Regions from separate parts of the Homo sapiens genome. Here all the other regions are linked to region 2. The links are chromatin loops, found by intact Hi-C in ENCODE. Cell type or tissue: heart right ventricle. All regions are shown on one strand. Region 1 overlaps CAMK2D (calcium/calmodulin dependent protein kinase II delta). Region 2 overlaps CAMK2D (calcium/calmodulin dependent protein kinase II delta). Region 3 overlaps CAMK2D (calcium/calmodulin dependent protein kinase II delta).

What was found. Hi-C counts contacts between places; a loop is a spot of excess contacts. Peaks named below come from ENCODE experiments on the same cell type or tissue, not always from the same donor. Only the 100,000 strongest peaks of a DNase experiment are listed, where the experiment ranks them.
Region 1: it touches region 2 in a loop (2.2-fold over the local background); 8 of 110 quality-filtered maps call a loop at or near these places.
Region 3: a loop joins it to region 2, with 2.4 times the contacts of the local background. A loop is called at or near these places in 17 of 110 quality-filtered maps.

The regions. Positions count from the first base shown.
Region 1 is chr4:113,732,454-113,737,453 of GRCh38, forward strand. All of the region lies in intron 2 of CAMK2D (calcium/calmodulin dependent protein kinase II delta), which reads right to left. Among named protein-coding and RNA genes, the nearest start is that of CAMK2D, 27 kb to the right of the region's middle. In heart right ventricle, no CTCF peak of the experiment used is centred here; no DNase peak of the experiment used is centred here; H3K27ac peaks cover 1,571 bases.
Region 2 is chr4:113,682,314-113,687,313 of GRCh38, forward strand. All of the region lies in intron 2 of CAMK2D (calcium/calmodulin dependent protein kinase II delta), which reads right to left. Among named protein-coding and RNA genes, the nearest start is that of CAMK2D, 77 kb to the right of the region's middle. In heart right ventricle, CTCF peaks have their summits at 2,582 and 2,786; DNase peaks (open chromatin) are centred at 2,281 and 2,608; H3K27ac peaks cover 4,185 bases.
Region 3 is chr4:113,629,499-113,634,498 of GRCh38, forward strand. All of the region lies in intron 3 of CAMK2D (calcium/calmodulin dependent protein kinase II delta), which reads right to left. Among named protein-coding and RNA genes, the nearest start is that of CAMK2D, 130 kb to the right of the region's middle. In heart right ventricle, no CTCF peak of the experiment used is centred here; no DNase peak of the experiment used is centred here; H3K27ac peaks cover 5,000 bases.

The sequences.
Region 1 (5,000 bases), 50 kb after region 2:
ATTGCCACATGACAGCAGTGGTGTTTCTAATATTATTGGTTGAGCTGTTATGAATTCAGTAAAACTTTTAAACAAATTTGACTTTAATCAAAATGATATTAATTCACTATGGTATCAATTACATGATAATTCACATATTTTTACATATTTTAATCAGCGTGCATGAATTCAAGACCTCTAGGAGTAATTCAATGATAAGAGTCCTGCACTCACAATTTAGGCACTTTATAACTACAGCAGGTTTAAGTCATCAAAGAAATGTGACTTTTTACATATTATTTAAATAAAAGGAGCTAAACGTGAATTTTCTATAGCTCCTCTGACTCCCTGAAAAGTTCATGCCTATTCATTTAGAGTTAATAGCTATCTCATCTTCATCTATGCAGCGCATCCTATCAAAATATATATATATTAGGAATATAGATATATTAGTGCTTCTCTACTAGAAGCACTGTACAATATAAATGAAAAAGACTTAAGGTCAGTTATTTCATAATTTCCAAATGATTTCAAATAAACACAGGGTAAAAATTAATTTAAATAAGTAATGGATATAAAGTAAAAGAGTTTGCATAGGACAGCTTTAACAAAAAGTTGGCCCCTGGAGAAGTTTTGAAGAGAAAGGTGAGGTAGACTAGTGGAGAGCTTGAGGGGTGAGAGTTGTATGTGCAGAGACAGAGACTGAAATGATAAAGCAATGTGCTTAATGACTAATGGTGATATTCGGCAAACCAGAATCAGGAATGAAAGAACCATTTAATGCAGCTTCTGAAATGATTTCAAAAGAAATCTTTTGAATACTTTCCTATGTTCCTGTAATAACAGTTGCCTTCCATTTATTAAAGGAGCCTTGGTCCTCAGTGTCTTTTCTCCTGAGTAAGCATTTTTACTTTAGTTAGTTTTAAAATGCCTAGGCATGAACACCACAAATGAAAGATCAAAGAGTAACTAGATGCTGTCTAATTTAAAAAACTGTACTCAGCAAGTGCAAATCCTTTTTTAATTGCTAAACTGAACATCTGGGTTTTTTCTCTACTTCTTTTCAGCCTGTGAGTTAAGTGAGTTAAATATCCTCAAACAAAGGGAAAAGTCAAGTTATCAGGTATAAGTATGGCTCCAAATTAAATACCAATAACGTTGAAATTATCAGAAATTAATTTGCCTTTCTATTGATGCTTTGATATCATTGTAAAAGCAGAGCTATGAAAAAGATATAGTTACTTAACATGTTTTAATACAAAGACAAAATCCACTTTATTTTTTAAATACAGAAACATAGACTCTGCTCAAGCATGTAGCTTTTAAACTGTGAAATTACATAAATGGCAGTTTCTTCATGAGTAAACTGTCATACATGTAACTAATTATAATGAGCCTCTTTAAAAGGTGATTACTTGACATCTGACTTTTAAAATACATACACAAACTAATTTTGCTCATGACTCAACCATTGGTAAGCCAAAGGGTAGGCTAAATATGTACAAATGAGAACAGGTTTCCATTCTGCTTTTAAGCTAAACAAGAAAAATGTTGTTTTTAAGGAAAACATTATTTCCATGTTAAAATATGAGAAGGATTCTCACCTGAGTTCTGTAATAGAATAAAAGAACAGACATTTTGTTTAAAATTCTCTTGTTGAAAAAACTTTTTTTTAAATAATAGGGGTAGTTGATGTGTTTTAGCTTTGAACTGAGGGCATAAAATAAAATCTGTGCACATGGAATCCTAAGAAACACAGAAGATGAAGAGTAATTTAAAAGCTTTGTTCTGAATGTTGGTTACAAGAGATTAGTTCAGTTGTTTCAACTTACTTTTTTTCTCCTTAACTCTTTCTAAAATAAAACATTAAATGGGCATGAAAAATCTCGTGATGATTTTCATTTGATCTAGTTCAGAGTGTACAAATGGAAAGGAAGGTCATAAAAATACTTCTTGAATCACAATTTACAAATTTGCAAAATAATATTCTACTACATTCTAAGGTAGTAGAATTTTTACATTGTTCTCTTTTATTCCTATAGTAATTTTTTTATTTATCCACTTCAAAAATAATTTTTCCAAATAGAAGGCATATATACAAATTACTTAACAAGTATGTAAATCAAATAGTTCAAATTGTTCAGTGTTATCTATTGACAATAAGAGAGTGGGAGGTCCAAGCACTAATGCCCAAGCAGCTTCCTTATTCCAAGAACCAGCTGACAGCCTAGTTAGACTAGTTATTAAAATGACAACACTTTCATAATCAAGATACAACAAATTTGAAAGGCTGATGGGAAAACATTTTACTGTGTTCATATTTCTCTAAATGCAATATATGCCTTCATGTTAATACAAAGTAAAAACCAAAGGAAAAAGTATAATATGACCATTCCACTTAATCTTCTAAAGTGTCTCAAAAAGTTTTTTAAACCAGTTTTACTCCTAAGTTTAGGAAAATGGAAAAAAAAAAAAAAAGAAGCAGAAAAATCAACCCAAATGATCTAAAACATTTTACTATCTTACATGGCAAACTTCTAAATTTATAATCACCAAATGAGTAAAACAGATTCCGAAAACTACCCAAGACATTTTAAAAAAGTAAAACACACACAAACAAAACACAATAAAAACGTTTGCCTGTCCAAGAAACTACAATACCGATAGCATATAAGAGCCCAGTTAGAATAATACACAGGAAATATATATAAAATTCTGCCTTTTGCAAACTTGTACAGGCAAGGTGTGGTGGCTCACGCCTGTAATCCTAGCACTTTGGGAGGCCAAGGCGGGTGGATCACTTGAGCTCAAGAGTTTGAGACCAACCCGGCCAACATGGCAAAACCATCTCTACAGGAAAAAAAAAAAAAAAAAAAAAAAAAAAAAAAAAAAATTAGCTGGGCATGGTGGTGTGCGCCTGTGGTCACAGCTACTTGGGAGGCTGAGGTGGGAGGATCGCTTGAGCCCGCGAGGCAGAGGTTGTGGTGAGCTGAGATTGCACCGCTGTACTACAACCTGAGTGACAGAGTGAGACCGTCTCAAAAAACAAACAACAACAAAACACAATTTGTACAATACACAACTATGTATAACTTACAGAGATCAATAAAGTATATATGGTGCTTTATAATTTACAGTGTTTTCATAATAAATCATTTAATTCTTACAATAACTGAGAGATGCACAGGAGAAGGGTTATTATTCTAGCTGTAGTAATAAAATGATGTTCAAAAAATTAAAACATACTCTAGTAATTTAAAGCACAGCAATTTTGTAAGAAACAGTAAGGTGGCTCAGAAATTTTTACATTTAATGTGAACAATTTGGAAGAAAGGAAAAACAAAAAGACTAGATTAGCCAGATAAAAGACAAATGGCATTAAAGTATATTTATGTAAATATATTATCACTGTCATCTTTGCAAATGGCAACAAAAAATAAGAATTTCCATAACTTTCTACAAAAGAAAGTACCTAATACTGTGAACATCAGATAAAATAAAAATATCCTGTTGTTTATCCTCTTTGTTGGAGCATCAGAGAGACTTAAAAAGGTTCCACCATCTTTATATGACTATTCAGCAACGAAATATAGACGGGAAATCTTTACAAAGAAGTATGTAATCTACAACCCATACTGAATTTGAAATCTAAAACCTTCACTTTCAAATAGAAATAGCCACCTGACTCACTAGTAGAATTAAAAAAAAAAAAACAACACCCAGTAACATCACCACAATTATATAAAAGTGTATTTTATGTTACTGCCATCTTAAAATCAGATCTTCCAAGACATCCAACTTACTCCAATCCAATTTTTAGATGCTATTCTTCAATGCTGGTATATTTTGAATACAGTTTTACTCTATCTAGTGTTAGACACTGAGTGTACAAAGAAACATATTAAACCCTATAGCCTTCAACTAGTTAACCCCAGAAATCAAAACTGTGTATATCATACCTCAATATTTAAAATATACTAATGTAGAAAGGCAACTTACTACAAAAGTTAATCAGCTGGATTTTGTCAAAGTTTGTTTCTGTTTTGTTGTATTGCATTGTTTTAAATTGAGTGAAACAAAGGAAGAAGCGGATAATGCAATGGCACGTATTCCACATTAATATCTTTCTAAATTATTACTCATAAAAGTTCAATCAAGTTTGCAGATTCCCTGCAAGTCTAGGACATTGACAGCACTCCATATCACTGCAATGCAATGTACAGGGCATTTCATATTTGAAAACATAACAAACACTATGGCCTTTCATTCATATTAAAACTAATATGATAAAACTAGTTAAGTGAAAAATAATTATGAAAAACAGATGAAGGGCTAAAGAAAAAATGTATACTACAAAGCTAAAAGTTTAAAAAGGCAAAAATATCCCTCTGGTTCCTCGTGATTCATTAAATCACATTATCATACACTAAGAAGTCAAAACGTAAATGAGAGTTTAGAACTGGCAATGTCCAGTTCATCAGAATATCCAATATGCGCATTATGAAGAATTCCATCTTTCCCTTCAGGTAAATAAATACGCATCATGATGTATACTCCAACATCTCTATTTATGTCATAGAATATCAAAAGTAAGCAGTCTACAACATAATAATAGTATTTGGGGGTAAAATGATCTAGCACTTTCCTGTGTACAATAAAGAAATCAAAATTATAAACTTTATCACTGATATACTTTCTTTCTTTTCATTTCATCCAATTAGAATGTTCAATTTAATAATCATATATACCCTTGTAAAGACAAATCTAAAAAATCTTAACTGTTAACAAATGCCAAAAGATAGAAGCAACCTGCATGTCCATCAACAGACGAATGGATAAACTGTTGTATATACATAAAATGAACTATTATTCATTCTTAAAAAGAAATAAAATTCTGACACACACTACAATATGAAAAAACCTTGAAGATATGCAAAGTAAAACAAGTCAGACAGAAAAAGACAAGTAGTGTATGCTTCCACCTACATGAGGTACCCAGAGTAGTCAAATTCACAGAGACA
Region 2 (5,000 bases):
GAGAAAAATTAATTTCTCATATAAATTTATAATTTCAAATTTTAATTTATTAAAAAGTCACTCAGACTTTTATAAATTAAATTTTAAAATGTAGCTTTATTTATTTTTTCAAATATCAGAATATTATCATTCACCATTTTTATGCATTTCCAAAATTTATAATGAGGACTTTTTCTTCTTTTGGATTTGAATCTCTCATTTACTTCAGTACCATTCAGACTTCAACTTCTGTTCAAGACTGAAAAAAACTGTAATGCAATTATGAGTAGGCCATTTCTTCCTTCTTTCTCCTCTACTCCAACTTAAGTACCTAGAATCCTCACATAATCTCCAATCTTTCTCACATCTATTTTACTAAAATTATGCAAAAACCTATAATTTGATATTTATCTTATTTAAAATTAGGAATTGTATCATCTTAGCATTTGGTTCAGTAAACACATGAAAAGTGTTCCTTTACAATGACTATTATTCTAAGCAAATGTTTTAAATAAAATATTCCTCAATTGAAGTCAAAATTAGTCATCGAAGTTTTGCTGGATGAAATAAGGACTAAAGTACATGGGGCCCTATGACTATAATAAACCCATCTGCATTCACTGCTTTACTTAGATAAATAAAAGACTCATAGTTTCATCATGTTCAATCATCTGCTAGCTACCCTAAATACATTTGAGTCACATGATCTATAATGCAGAAAACAAATAAAAAGGTATTTGGAAATTAGTCAATGCTCATCCAACATCTGAAAACTGCCTTTCTAAATTAAAGTGAAGAGTGAATAAAAATCTAAGGAGCAAAATATTTTAAACACAACTAATATGTGTTATCTTACCCTATTCATGACATTTAATTGGTGATCTCAACTCCAGGTAATAGGCTGTGTGCACTTATTTTTCCCCACCCACCTCCTATCATACACAGACAAAAGAAACTATCTCAAGTGGGTGTAATGGTTCAGTTTCAAGCATTTCAAAATCCTCCACCACCTGCACAGGAAACTGTGACTGAAAACCAGACAGGGCACCGCAGAGCAGCACTGATGATACAGGAACATGGCTGAGAGGTGAATCTGGTTACTAGACAGTTGAATGAAATCAGCAGAGGGGAGATGGTACTCCCAATGAAGAGCACATGACACTTAAGGGCAAATAAACACCACCATACAATGAAAGAAGCACCAAAACCGGAGTTACTTATTAAGTGCTACGGAAACACAGATGAGAGAAAATACAATTTTACAACAATGCATAAAAGAGTTGTGAAGGCTGATATGGGCTTTGAAGAATAAATAGGCGTTTTCTGGGTAGAAAAAGATGAAGTAAATTTCAGATAAAAGGAATAGCATGATTAACATCACAGAGTCAGAAAACTATCTGGAAGGTTTGGAGAACAGCAATAGTTTGATATACTTGTCTGTGGATAACAACCTCAAATGTGAGCAGGGAAAAACATAAAAAGCTAACAAATTAATCCTGTGCTAATATGTTAAGATTTTCTGCTGCAGGAAATATCGGTTTTGATCAGAGGCACGAGGAACCAGATTCTGTGTGCAACACAATATAGTAGTTAAGAGTATAGATTTTAGAGTTAGACTGCCTGGGTTCAGACTGACTTTACCACTTAGGATTGTTTCTGACCTAGAGTGAGCTTTTTGACCTCTCTGTACCTCAGTTTCTTCTTTTGTAAAATGAGGATGTTAACAGCACCTACCTCATGGAATTGTTGAGAGATTTATATATAAAAAGTTAGAACAGTGCCTGGCATATAGGAAGCAAGACAAAACTGCTGGCTATGAATGCTGTTTTTGAAAATCAGGGTTGATGACACTGTGGAGTACACAATGGAACCAGAGAATGAAAGTCTACAGGCAGGGACTTCAGTTAGAAAGCTAATGAAAATTGTATCTGTAAAAATTAAATGCATCTGTGAGTACATTTCTTTGTAGAGATAACCACATTGGATAGCCATGTATCATATAAATTAACACGTCATACAAAATATATTTACATAAAAAGTCAGACACATGTATGTATGCATGTGTATGTATCTCCAAATCTCTTAGGCAAACTCATATACATGCCAGAATATAAGACATAAAAACAAATATACTCCCTACAGACAACCTTGTATGTACTGTATGTATAATTATAATTTCAAATTTAGTAAGTTGGAAGGTAAATGACTGAAAAGAATGATTGCTTTTTTCTTCTTTGTGTAACAGAGGACTTGCTCAGAACAAGGGAAGAAGATGACTATGCAGCTGCTCGGTAACAGCGTCTAGTCACACTCTGAGATACTGAGGTCAGCAAGAACAGAGGATGCACACTATGTCCCATCTTGCCTTTCTGCCCAGAAAGTCTCAGTTACTGGAAAAGCTTCAGAAATATTTACCAAAAAATCCATTTGAAATCCTGAAATTCTACTTCTCAGAAAAACAGTATTACTCTTGTCTAGAAATAACATTCAGGCCTCAAAGTGCTATACTGTCATTACTTCTAAAAATAAACTGAGCAAATCCAAGTCTTGAGGTCAGTTTCAAATAATGTGCTGCAGCAATGACACAAGCAACAGCTCCACTCTGTCCCACTGGAGGCAGTGCATTCCCTGAGGGCTTGAGAGCACAGGCCTGCTGCTCCTCATCTCTCCCTGGAAAGAGCTGGCAGCAGATGACCAGACAGGCCTCTAAGGCAGAAGGTACTGAGCAAAGTCCTTCTCTCTTTGTTGATTCTCTTTAGTAAGGCACCTGGAGAGAGTAAACCAATGATAGGAGGGAGTCGCCAATCCAGCAGCCTCTCCAGATGGCAGCTCAATTTTTCTCCTAGCATCCTCTAAATGATTTTCTAAGACCACCATCATGTGTAAGAATGCTTGATACCACCTTATATCATTTGAACAGATACAAATGACTTACATTTCAGACTTCTTTTTTTTTTTTTTTTTTAGACAAGGTCTTACTCTGTCACCCAGGCTGGAGTGGAGTGGCGCGATCTCTGCTCACTGCAGCCTCTGCCTCCCAGGGCTCAAGCAATCCTCCCACCTCAGCCTCCCAAGTAGCTGGAACTATAGGCGTGCGCCACAACACTTGGTAATTTTCATATTTTTTGGTAGAGATGGGGTTTCACCATGTTGCCCAGGATGGTCTTGAACTCCTGGCTTCAAGTGATCCTCCCAACTCAGCCTCCCAAAGTGTTGGGATTACAGGCATGAGCCACTGCACCTGGCCACATTTCAGACTTTAAATAGGAAACACATGAGCCCGTGAAAGGTAATAAATTAGGTGTATAAATTATGAAAAATTAGAGAAAAACAAAATTAGGTAATATTACAAGAAGTGACAAGTAGAGACATTTTAATTTTATGTCAATGTAATTAATTGATGCTATAATATAACCAATGCTATTTTTGAGAGATAGGGCTGATAATATTGTGGAGTATGGAACCAGAGAATGAAAGTCTACAAGCAAGGGCCAGGCACGGTGGCTCATGCCTGTAATCCTGGCACTTTGGGAGGCTGAGGTAGGTGGATCACTTGAGGTCAGGAGTTCAAGACCAGCTTGACCAACATGGTGAAACCCCCGTCTCTACTAAAAATACAAAATTATCTGGATGTGGTGGCGCATGCCTGTAATCCCAGCTACTCGGGAGGCTGAGGCATGAAAATTGCTTGAACCTGGGAGGCGGAGATTGCAGTGAGCCGTGATCATGCCTTGCACTCCAGCCTGGGCAACAGAAAGAGATTCTGTCTCAAAAAAAAAAAAAAGTGATAAACTAAATAAACGAATAATGAATAAATGCCAAGTCACTAAAATGTACTTGATTCTAAGCAAGATATCTGCTATTAAAACTTAATTTTTATCTTGAAAGAAATGGGAAGAAATTATCAAAATATTTTCAGATAATAAACTCCAAATAACTGATATTTATCTACATAGAAAGTTGTCCTTTACTATCTTTGTAGTAGTGTCTTCTACTATGGTTGTAGTAGTGTCAGTGCCTGTACTTTTTCTCAATTCTCTGTAAAAATACCTAAATATTGTTTACATATCTGAAAAGGTACAGGGACATACCTATATTCCCAAGTTTTCCCTTACAAAAGTAATTAACTTTTTATTTCTCTGCTTTGCTAGCAACAAAACTCTCAAAATCTTAAGTAAGGTACCCTTCTAATTGCCATAATAATTCAAACATTTCTTTAGGACCTCTAATTGTAAGAGATGATTTTTATTACACCTTTGATGCATTAATTTTTAAATTTAAGAAGGAAGCACACAGCTTACTTTTGGAATAAATTTCCTCCTGGAGTAATCAAGAATTTTGGAAATTAATTCTGTAAAAATTGTGAGCCACAACCCAAGCATCTGGAGTCCTACAATGCTCTCAATATATTTTTAACATGATCATTGAGAAAAAAGCCATCAGCCCTTATTTCTCAACGAGAGCCATTCTCATCCATAGTGATTAGTGTGAGATTTTACGCCAAGCTTTCATGAGTTTTAAGACAAACTTATTAAGCACCTTTCTTATTTACAATACAGGTATGTGTATACACACACACACACACACACACACACACATACACTTCAAGTTGCTCAATTTTAAAATAAAGATATCTTTTAAAAATAATATAGGTAGAAGGGACCAAAAAATGTAGCTCCAAAATGTAAAACTCCAGATTCATGGATATAAGTTTCCCAGGAAGGAAAAAAAATCAACTATGTATATAATAAAATGTTTGCAAAATTCACCTGGTAACCAGCCATGAGCACATGCATTCTCTTCTTTGAACTGATATGGTCGTGACCTTTCTAATCTGAGTATGGAAAATTATTAACCTTCTTCTCCCTTCCCCATTTGAAAAAAATAATTTCAACAGTCCTCATGTTAGATTTCCATTCAGGTGTTACTGAAATGTAGGAAAAACACATATTGGAGTATGTGGTAACCTTTTTATATGTTCCCAAGTAAAACCCATAGCAATACAATATTCACACAAAATG
Region 3 (5,000 bases), 53 kb before region 2:
TACATAACTAAAACATAAGTTACAGAAAACAATACTTAATCTTACTACATGTAATATACTCTGACATTTAATGAAATTTATCTCACTATATTTAGTGGTCGTTAAAGGGTCATAATGCACAGTTTGAAAACATCTAGACAACAGTATTTGTTATACCTCTCTCAGTTTGGGGCCTCATGGCTAGTAGTGAATTGACTTAGCAGTGAAAAAAAATTTCATCTCAAGTTCCTTGGATGATAATATATATCAAACAAATTTACTCTTGTCAATTGGATTATGTTCTTGGTAAAAAAAAAAAAAAAATAGAAAGGGAGGAAAAACAAATTCTCCATTCTATTATTTTATTGTGATAGCTTTCAACTCTAACTTTGGGCAGACTTACATACAGGAAATGATGTATAATTCACAATGTTTAAAAAAAAAAACTCTCTTCAGTGGAGATTTAGGATATTGATTAAGAATGGCAATTTAATTTAGCAGTATGATGAATCAGGCTCATATAATCCAGAGACCAGGGAATTCAGACATAAATGCAACATTTTACTTAGGTTCACTTTTATCTTTCTTCCTATTCACATCTAATTCAAATCACTATACTACAATATCCATTTGTTAGGTAGCAAAAAATGAATGCGTAGTTATTTTCAATGAAGAGAACTGTTTATACAGAGTTGAATTGTTTGGGCATGGAGGACAAAGCATAAAATAGAATAGTTTTTAAAAATGCCTTGAGAAACATTATCAATGAATGTTTCCTTACACCTGATCAGAGGTTTTGCAAATGCATGTTTATGGCTAGTTTTCTACTTTGTTCATTCATTCATTCTCACTAAAATTAATGAATTATTAGACCTGGGGTTATGCGGTCTTTGAGAAAAATCACTTGCACATTTGTTCAGTCAGGGTTCTTAGGATTGTTGACTGCAAACACTTGGGTATACGCCATCAATTCTAAGAAATTTATTAAACCAATATTGAATAGCTTCCAGAATTGTTGGGAGGGCTCAGGAATAAGTTTCCAGAAAAAAAGTCCCAAGACTAAGCTTCAGAACTAGCCTGATGGAAAAACAGCTGCCGCTACATCTGCTGCAATTAATACCAATAATATATGTCAACTGCCAATGCCACCAGGACCAATGTCACTTTCATATCAAAAATTAAATATACTGCTGACTCCTCAAACCACAGCCCTCGACCACCACATTCACTGAGAAAAATGGAAAGTCTGTGCAAAATCTGCCTTCTGACACTGATGAATCCCCAAATGAAGTATGGCAAACATCTGTTAGATGGGACAAGTCTACAAGCCTAGTGACATGCCTGCACACTGGCTGCAAGAAAGACTAGAAATTTGACTTCTGACTTCTAAGTTGCTAAGACATAACTCAGAGTGTTGTAATTTCATGAATTTAGAAAGTCTACTCAAATACTGTGGATATGCCAATTGTCTAGCATATTAGCATTTTATGTAACATATCATGGATCACGACATATTAAAAAAATCAAATCTCAGAATTTCAGAAGTGACAGGGACTTCAGAAAACAATTACAATCCAGCCCCTCAGTTGTACTAATGGAGTCCAGGGGCTATCTATTCATTTAAACCAGAGCCACAAATTGGTATTCTAAAGTCTGTGATGGTCTTTTACATTAGGCCATTCAAAAATCACCTCTTCTTATCTCCTATCACTAGTGCTATTTGTGAGCAGAGAATGGTTCAGCTGAGATTGTAGACTGAATATGGTGGCTCATGCTTGTAATCCTAGCACCTTTGGAGGCCAAGGCAGGAGGACCACTTGAGCCCAGGAGCTTGAGACCAGCCTGGGCAACATGGCAAAACCTCGTCTCCATTTTTTAAAAATTAAAATAAAAAATAAAGCAAAGAAAATGTAGGGAATTATTATGTTGAAGGTGGTACATTGATAATTTTAAACATCACCCAGACAGGCTGCAGTTGACATTTCCAATATTCAATGAACATTCGCCCTTTAACTGTGAGAATCTGCTAGCTAGTGATTTTGTGAGTTATTGCCCATTAGATGTAGGGCTTCTGGAACACATCGGCTCCTCTCTACACACCAACATACAAAACAGCAAGTCATACGCCTCAGAAGGATGACCCAGACCAAAACCAAAATGTTAGCTGGGTAACTATTGTCGTTGGCATCTATTTGCTTTTCATTAGGTTGGAACTGAACTAGAGCTTCAGGGAGATCAATGAGCACAGGGTGCAGTGGTAAAAATGTGGCACCATAAACCTGCTTGCAATTAGCAACAGAACCTGAAAATTAATTCAGAAAGTAGATACACGTCAACACTAAGTGAAGAAACAAGTGTTCTGGATGATGAGCATGCTTTACTACTATGATGGTGAAAATAATGTGTCCTTATAGAGTTTACATACACTTGAAAGTTTTGAAGGAAAATGTAAGAGAATAGGGACTCCAATGATGAAATTGTAGATACAAGCCTGCTTTGGTTAGTTGAAACAGTATTATGTAGAATTGGGAAAATGATAGGCATATGTATTTATGATCCTCCCTCAGGAGCTTTGGCTTAAGAAGTTACAGGCTAACAATACTTGCTATCACTTATTATACAATCAAAGCCTATATGATGTGAATAGAGAGGTTCCTGATCTAAGTGGAAACATTCTCCAAATCCAAAACAATGAAATATCAAACTTCTCATAAATTCCCTCTCATTCTATATGTGTGTGTATTATCATTATTATTATTATTATTTGATATGGAGTTTCGCTCTTGTCCAGGCTGGAGTGCAATGGCACAATCTTGGCTCACTGCAACCTCTGTCTCCTGGGTTTAAGCGATTCTCCTGCCTCAGCCTCCCAAGTAGTTGGAATCGCAGGCATGCACCACCACTCCCAGCTAATTTTGTAATTTTAGTAGAAACAGGGTTTCATTATGTTGGTCAGGCTGGTCTCGAACTCCTGACCTCAGGTGATCCACCTGCCTCAGCCTCCCAAAGTGCTTGGATTACAGGTGTGAGCCACCACGCCCGGCCTGTGTGTGTGTATTATTTGATTGTGCTATTGCACTCCAGCCTGGGTGATACCCCATAGAGAGATACTCTGCCAGGCTGGAGTGCAGTAGCTCAGTTTAAAAAAAAAAAAGAAAAAAATCAAAGGAGGCAGAGAGAGCTAATAATATTCATATGACCTGTAAGTCATTGTCCTGTCATACTATTATACATAATGTAGCATAATATAGTCAGTAAATGTTACCCTGTTAAATCTTGGTTTCAAAGTCTATAGACACTGACAGGTGCTTTCAGGGAGAAACAGAACAGAATGTGAGGAGTTTCAGATCCAATACTTAGGTCCTTGTCAGCTTGAACTGAATCTCAAAGTACTAAAAAGCATCATAAAATAATGTTCAATGCATATTTCCCTAGGACTGAGAAATAATCTATTCCTAGGCATAAAGTCAGCCTTATGGTTTTCAAAAGGTAATTTGTTTTCTTAACTATCTGCTTCAAATGAAGGAATAGTTGTTTTGTTATCCAAAGGCAAAAGCCAAGATAATCTGGACATAAAGCTATAAAGTAAATTCTACTGAAGAATATATTAGAAAATTTGCAAGTAAATCAATACGAGGAAACTAAACGTAGGCATTAAAAGGCCTATATGTTGAGTCTTCATGGGCTGTGAGATTATCTATGTATACAAATAAATTTAAGAAAACATTATCTACCTATCCATTTATCTATCTCTGCCATTTTTATGCACAATAACCAAAAGGTAATTCCCACTGCAGGTAATTTTTGGTTATTTCCACTCAAAGGCTACCTCACCATGGAGTTACCACAATTCCTTGGTTTTCTTCAAAAAGGTATTAATATTTTCAAAGGACATGATTCAGGCAGCTTAATACAGAAAACAACGTCAATGCAGGAAAGAAAACAATAGCAACAAAGAGTGCAATAGGACACCAAGTCCAATACCAGCAGTCACTGCTCCAAATAATGTAATTTGTAAATCAATTAAAAGCTGCATTCATAGAGATCAGGCACTCATTCAGTTTACCAAACATAATCAAATTACACTTCCAGGGGGAATTAATGTCACAGTATATTTAGTCATTGCTACAACTGTCATTTCCAATAGGATAAATAAAATAATCCCAGGCCTCCATAGCTGTCACTGAGATAGTACAGAAGTGACTGTTGGCTCCACAAGCAGGATACCTGGCATGCAGTACCAGCTCAGCCACTTACTGGGTAACTGTGGGCAAAGTGCTTAGCATCTCTGCCTTCTTTCCCTCAATTTGTAAAAATGTACATAATATAATGTGCTAGCTGTGTCTGCTAAACAAGACAATCCATCAGAGGGTTGAGCATCATGCCTGGCACAGGATTTACATTTGATAAATCTTTAGTAGTTGTTATAATTTGAAGAATTAGGTTCAAAAACTTACAACCACACAATAGTTGGAAAAAGCAGCATTATTGTGCATGTTTTATTAAAAATATTTCTGGAGAATGTCTTTACTTGCTTTTAAAAGACTTTTGTCACCTTTGCTTTTAAAAGACTTTTGTGCTTTTTAGCACAAGTAGATGGCATAGTCCAATCTGTAGTACAGTCCCACAAAACACTGAAAATCATTTCCCAACCTTCCAGGCTGTTGTTCACAAAAGAGCAGCCTTCCAGGTTTCCCTGTTCCTTCTCCCCTATTCTGATCCTGTACAGCTGTCTATATTTTCATTTACACGTTGTAGGGAATAGACAGTTTTGAATCATTCATAGCCCTGTCCACTGCTAGGTTCTGACATATTTATTCAGGCTTGTCTGGGAAACTGGAAAAGGTATCGACTTTATGGAGAGAGAGACCTCTTAGGCAAGAATTCTTTCAAAGCAAAGACAGAATTGGGCAATTAATACTGACCCACCAATAAAATGAAGAGCATGGTATTTTATCTATTTCTTTGGTAGGGAGAGAAAAGTAGGTAAGAAAAATCCAGAATTTAATGAGGAGAGGGAA